2 separate regions of the Homo sapiens genome follow, and region 2 is linked to region 1. Evidence: chromatin contacts called from ENCODE Hi-C or POLR2A ChIA-PET data. All regions are on one chromosome and are shown on one strand. Each heading gives the region's core, a stretch centred on a gene start or an enhancer-like site at or near the end of the contact. The rest is flanking DNA. Distances are from core to core; before and after follow the strand shown. Region 1 overlaps MAPRE2 (microtubule associated protein RP/EB family member 2). Region 2 has its middle 67 kb from the start of ZNF397.

Region 1 (3,334 bases), core at 617-3,116:
ATCCTTCTGAATCCATTGGGCCTCATATGCCCAACTTGTTGCAGCGTTTTCCATAAACATTAAGCAAGCTACTAGTTATTGACATTAGACACGGTAATGCCCTGGCTTCACTAAGGCAGTGAATCTGACCACTCCGAATTTTTTTACAACTATGGTTAAAATGTCAGAATCATATTTATACCCCCAAATCCTAAAGGCATTAATTAAGACACAACTGCTCAAAGACTAGCATTGTAAATCATGTCCAGTGAGCAAATTCAGAGAATTACAGGGACTTAGACAGAATTTATGCTTTTTTCCTCTGCTTCTGAGATTCCTTTTTATTTTGAAAGGTAAAATTAGGGAGGTAGAAAAGCTTGAGGGCAAAATGGTTACTTGTAAACAGGGCCACTACTAATTATGTTCTCAGGACATCCTCAAATGCAGCTTGAAAAAAAATTTGAAATGTTTGAATCAGCTGCAAGAAAAAAAAATCTATATCTGTATTACAGCCAAAGTAGGTGCACTCTCTGTAAAAGCTGTTATGTAAATGTTTTCCACATAAGCATCATTGAGCCAAGAGGCCTGGTAAAGGTACAGAAGTCAAATCACTGATGGAGTGGGGCATTCTGGGAAGCAAGAAGATAGCTATTGAGGACTTCAGTATCTAAAACCAGGATTGGATGCTGTCAGAGACATGTTTGGAGCAGTTTACGAGATTGGAATACAGATGGTAGCTCACATAAAAGTATTCTATCAATGTTAAGTTTATGACATTGATAACTGTGCAGTTTTGTGAGAACATTCTTGTTCTAGTGCCCAGGTAAGGGGGAAAGAGTATCTGGCAGCCCCAGAAATTTTAGAGTGTGGTTGTTAGAAGGCAGCGAGACCTAGAAAGCAAATAAACAAAAACAAGTTCTTAACTCTAAAGAGTTATGCTGTATGTTAGGATATTGTCTTTTATTTATTCTGAAAAAGAAAACATGAAATCATTGAATATAATGAGGACAAAAGGTTTCATTTTTATTTTTATACATTTAGTATTTCTTAATCATGTGACAGCTGTGAGGGGTAAATTACTTCCGTTTCAAATTGCAGCTTGGGATGATTTAATGAGCCCACTTTACATTTATTTGAAAACAAGCTTTTAGTTTAACTGTTAATTATGGGGTTTTTTTGTTGTAGTTGTTGTTTTACCCAAACCTCGGAAGATACTAAGATCTTTCCCATGCCTTTCCTGTTCTTTAATTTCTTCACATTTATTCATTTGAAGGTAAAAATGTAGTTAAGTAGGCCTGATCTCACATATCCTCATGCATCATTTATTTTCCTGTTATCAGTTTTTCTCCGAACAATAGAATTTCAAGATCCCTCTCATTTTAAATATCAAATACTAGTTACCTAAGTGATTGATTATTAAATGTTTAGAATTTTTTTTCCATTTCTTCCTTCACTCAGCCTGCACTGTGTCCCCGTTAGTGAGGCTTAACGGTGGGGCAGAAGCGGTGCTTCCATCCCACATGTGTGTAGGTGGTGGAGCAGCAGAGGTTGCCGAGCCTGATTTTCATCGCCTGCACCTCTCTCATCTCAAAGGGATCCAGGAGGTGCACGTGTGTGTGCCAGTGGGAAAGCCCTGGGGCCCTAGGCCACCACCTGACCTTTGCCTGATTCGTGAGCACAGATGCCATTTTAGGGCCGAGACTCTGCTGAACCACAGCTTGGTGAGTCCAAGCCACACAGGCAGGTTGAAGTTGGGCTCTGTTAACAGAAAGGGATATTTCCTCAGGGGAAGAAAACAAAACAAAACCTGTTTCCCCAAGTGGCTGTGTGTGGCTAGAAGGGGGAGAGCATCAGTAACTGCAGCAGCTGTGCCCTCCCTCCCTGCCGTGAGCCATGCTGAGCGCCTCCAGCGGCCGGGGATTCTCCCTGCGTGTCTCACTGCTCTCCTGGCCAGTGTCCTCTGCTTCTTCATAGTTGCTCTTCCCCGATAACGTGGCTTTGCCCAGGGGTTTGGCTTGCCATGACCCCTTCTACATCTTATCAAACATTTCAGTTTTTTTTTCAAGCTCTGTTTGATAATACCCTGAGAATATAATTAGTGGTAGCCCTTTATTGTAAGCAATCAGCTTCTGTTTCTTCCATGATTTTTTCTTTTTAAATTGACATCAGACTGGATAAGGCCAGATACCAGAACATGAGTGTGTCTGATGATCCTAGCTCAGTTATTGCAACGACTTTTTTGTTGCTGACCTGCCTATGAAAGACTGCCAGGGTGGGTGGGTCGTCACATGCTATCTAGGGAAGCCCCCTCTGCAAGGCTGTGTCCCTCAGGAGGGGCCAGTGAGCATGGCACAGGCTTGGACAGCCCAGCATAGACCACTCAGAGTTAAGCATATACTGACTGAGTTTACTCCACCTCTCCTAATTGTGTAGGTAAGGAGCCTAAGTAATTTACAGAAGGTAATCTTAAGAGGAAACCAAGGAGGAGCTCTCTTTCTGGGAGGCTGATGGTTTTTATTTGGTTTCCTTCTTGTCTTGCTGGTTCTTTGTGTCTGTGACTTTGACATTGGCATCAGCTCCTCAAGCTTCCCCTGGTGTCCTTACCCTGGAGAGATGCCTCTGCTAGGTCTTATATAATGAATTATAAAAACTATTATTGAATTTCTCTGGGTTAGGCACTGTGATTGGTGGTGAGAGCATAAGGTGACTAAAACAGATGAAACACCTATGTCCTAGGGTTTATGTTCATGGGAGAAGTAGACATTAAAGAAATAGCTGTACCACAACAGTGGAAAGTGTTCAGGGCACTGTGGCCTCCCAGACAAAGTGACATCTGAGCTGAGACTGGCAGGGTGGTAGACCTACTTGCTCAGAGGAGGTAGGGGACAGGAAGGAGGCAGAGAGAATACAGCCTGACTTGCATGGTGTATTAGTTCTTACAGTGCCATAAAGAACTGCCCAAGACAGGATAATTTATAAAGAAAAGAGGTTTAATTGACTCACAGTTTCTCAGGGCTAGGGAGGCCTCAGAAAACTTAAAATTATGGCTGAAGGGGAAGCAAACATGTCCCTCTTCACACGGCAGCAGGAAGGAGGAAGTGCCAAGCAAAGAGGGAAAAAGCCCCTTAAAAAACCGTCAGATCTCATGAGAACTCACTCAATATCACAAGAACAACATGGAGGTAACCGCCCCCCATGCTTCAATTACCTGCCACGGGGTCCCTCCCACAACATGTGGGGATTATGGGAACTACAATTCAAGATGAGATTTGGGTGGGGACACAGCCAAACCACGTCACATGGGATGGTCATGGAGTCATAGAACCCTGGCTTGTTCCTGAGAACATTGAAGGTG
Region 2 (3,334 bases), core at 291-2,790, 51 kb after region 1:
GGGTGAGAATCTGAAGTCCCTTTGCCAAAAAGGCAAAGAAAGGATAAGTTTACAAGACAATACTAGTCTTTCTGTTACATATTGCAGTGTTACAAAATACTTCCACATACATTCTCTCACTGGATACATCCTCTCACTTTAGCCTTAGGAGGCAGACAAAGGCTATATCATAATCCTCATTTTACTGAGAATAAAACTGAAATCCGATTAAGTGACTTCTTCAAGATCATACTGCCAGTAAAACCCAGACTGGGACCCAGATATTCTGTTACTAAATCTCAGGTCCTTCCCATCCCATAATGTCACTAGGTTTTGTTTTGTTTTGTTTTGAGGCAGGGTCTCATTCTGCCGCCCAGGTGGGACTACAGTGGTGCAATCACCACTCATTGCAGCCTTGAGCTCCTGGGCTCAAGCAGTCCTCCTGCCTCAGCCTACTGAGTAGCTGGGACTACAGATGCACACTACCATGCCTGGTTAATTATTTTTATTTTTATTTTTGGTAGAGATGGGGTCTCACTATGTTGTTGCCCAGGGTGGTCTCAAACTCCTGGCCTCAAGTGATCCTCCCACCTTAGCCTCCCAAAGTGCTGGGATTACAAGCATAAGCCACAACACCTGGCCAGCATCACACTTTAAATTACCTGTGAAGTATCTATAATCATGATTACTTTGGGAACTAATGTTACCTAGGTCTCTGTCCTCCACCACTACATCCACCAGCCTCTTCACCCCACCGCTCACTGAGCATGGGGTTACCAGTCCTCTTAGTTCTGTCTAAACCCTCACTAAATCAGAATGCATAGTTCAGGCCAGACTGATTGGGGAAACTGAGACACATTTCTAACAGGACTTTCGCTTTTACAGCCTCATAATAACTACTATTGCAACATTATACTAAAAACAGTGCTGATGTTAATAATAATGATAATAATTTATTAAGTTCTGATTATATGTCAGGTACTTTACATATTTAATCCTCTCCAAAACTTTATGATAGAAGGTCCACAATCCTTATCCACAATTCTGAAATACAAAAAGCTCTGAAAACCCAAGTATTTTTCCCTAAGTATATGGCAAACTCTTCTTGTGGTAAAACTTGACCTGAACCAACATGAATTTTTAAAAAATAATCTTCATTTATCCACTTAGAGTGAACATTCATACATTTTGCTGCCACACAGGTCACATGTTTGAATGAGGGAGTGCTGTCCTAGGCCCTCCTGTCATGTCACATCTTATGTTCTTTGGAGTATATACACTTTTTTTCTTTCTAAAATCAAAATTATCTGAATACCAAAATACATCTGGCCACAAGAATTTCAAAGATCCCCACTTCTCAGATAAATAAACTGAGATTCAGAAAGAATACATTTTTAGTACACATCTCCTCTAAGTCATCAGAGCCCTTTTACTAATGTAATAGTCAATACTTGTTACAGGCTGAATTGTGTCCTCCCAAAAGTCATATGTTGAGACCCTAATCCCCAGCATGACTGTATTTAGATATGGGGCCTTTGAAGAGGTAATTAAAGTTAAATGAGGTCATAAGAGTTGGGGCTTAATCCGATAGGGCAGGTGTCCTTATAAGAAGAGGAAGTGAAACCGTAGCACTCTCTCTCTCTCCCTCCCTCTTTATCCCCCTCCCCCTCCCTTCCTCCTTCCCTCCCTCTCTCCGTTTCCCGCCAATCCCTCCCCCACCCACTCCACCCCCATCCCCACTGTCTTCCTGCACAAACACAGAGGAAAGGTTGTGTGAGGACACAGCAAGAAGGCAGCCATCTACAAACCAGAAAGAGAGGCTTCACCAGAAACCAATCCTGATTTTGGGACCTTGGTCCTGGTCTCCTAGCTTCCAGAACTGTGAGAAAATAAATGTCTATTGTTTAAACCACTCAGTCTGTGGCAGTTTTTTTTTTTTTTTTTTTATGGCCGCTCAAGCAAACTAATACAAAATTTATTTATTTTTTTAATTGGGAAAAGGGTAGCTATTATGTCTTCATATAAGCTAATAGTTGTAGTTAAGTGGACCACTTCAATGTATACGCCCTTCAAACTATTTTAAAGGCCACTGGCTCATGGCTGATCTGAGAGAGCTGGGATTGCATTTATCATCTGTTGTCACCCTATCCAGTCTTTCATGAGAAAAATTCAGCAAACAGCAATGATTTACTATGTGCCAGGCACTGTTCTAAGTGTTTCATGTATATTAACATGTTCAGCCTTCACAACAACCCCTTGAGATAGACACTATTATATCCACTTTACAAATGATGAACTTGAGGCACAGAGAGGTTACATATATTGTCTCGCTAGTAAAACTGGCAGAGCAAGCATCTGAATCTCAGCAGAAACCAAACAGGAAAAAATCCTTTTCCTCATAGTGCTTATAGGGAAAGGTAGGGCAGAAGGCAAATAAATAAAATAAATAAGCAAATTATATAGTAAAGTAAAAGGTTATAACTCCAATGGAGAGGAATTATCTAAGCGTTTAACAACTAGACCGGGCACTGTGGCTAGCTGGGCACAGTGGCTCACACTTGTAATCCCAGCACTTTGGGAGGCCAAGGCCAGTGGATCACTTGAGGTTAGGAGTTCCAGACCAGCCTGGCCAACATGGTGAAACCCCGTCTTTACTAAAAATACAAAAATTAGCTGGGCGTAGTGGTGGGTATTTGTAATCCCAGGTACTCAGGAGGCTGAGGCAGGAGAATTGCTTGAACCTGGGAGGCAGAAGTTGCAGCGAGCCAGAATTGCACCACTGCACTCCAGCCTGGGCAACAAAGTGAGACCCTGTCTCAAAAAAAAAAAAAAAAACGGTCTCACACTGAATGGAATACCAGGTCTGGTGTCTGAAGGGTAAAAGAGAAATTTCAGCACAAATATACTAAATAATAAACTCAAAGCAATCAAAACAATGCCTAAAAATAAATGTATTTGTTTAAAAAATACATAAGAACATTATGTAAAGCTACAGAAGAACTATGATGGAGTCACAGGGACCCGATTGTCCCCTCCTACCTGAAGGAATAAAAATTTTTAAAAACCAGACTATATATATGAAACGATGATTCTCAAGACATACTGGATATCAGGTGATGAAGGACAGTGATTTCTGAGAGATGAGAAACAAATGAAGTGAGCCCTGTGATTTACCCAGCCTACTGGCTTGAGAGAATTTGCAGGCCATGGTGCAGGGATGCGGAACCACAGTAGAACCCATTATGAGATGCCATTAAAGCAGTATTTGAAGACAAATGTGTAGCTCTAACTGCCTACAAGAGAAAGAGAAAAGAAGAAAGGTTTTCTTTGAAAACCTTTGAATCAATAACCTCAG

What was found. Hi-C counts contacts between places; a loop is a spot of excess contacts on that map. ChIA-PET counts read pairs that join two places held with the same protein, here RNA polymerase II (POLR2A). Pooled maps may share reads with other maps.
Region 2: a loop to region 1 is called in a pooled map, with 4 times the contacts of the local background. The contact joins two enhancer-like sites. A Hi-C loop is called at or near these places in 1 of 168 maps with a recorded cell type or tissue (posterior vena cava) and 1 of 50 pooled maps. POLR2A ChIA-PET finds 5 or more read pairs at or near these places in 3 of 52 experiments (B cell, activated T-cell and naive thymus-derived CD4-positive, alpha-beta T cell).

What each region holds. Positions count from the first base shown.
Region 1 is chr18:35,121,170-35,124,503 of GRCh38, forward strand. All of the region lies in intron 4 of MAPRE2 (microtubule associated protein RP/EB family member 2), which reads left to right. Among named protein-coding and RNA genes, the nearest start is that of MAPRE2, 81 kb to the left of the region's middle. Within about 2 kb of position 1,867, at least 6 of the 41 ENCODE cell types and tissues checked have a DNase peak (open chromatin) inside an H3K27ac peak, as active enhancers do; they include B cell, where a contact is called at or near this core.
Region 2 is chr18:35,172,796-35,176,129 of GRCh38, forward strand. No RefSeq gene overlaps it. Among named protein-coding and RNA genes, the nearest start is that of ZNF397, 67 kb to the right of the region's middle. Within about 2 kb of position 1,541, at least 2 of the 41 ENCODE cell types and tissues checked have a DNase peak (open chromatin) inside an H3K27ac peak, as active enhancers do; they include B cell, where a contact is called at or near this core.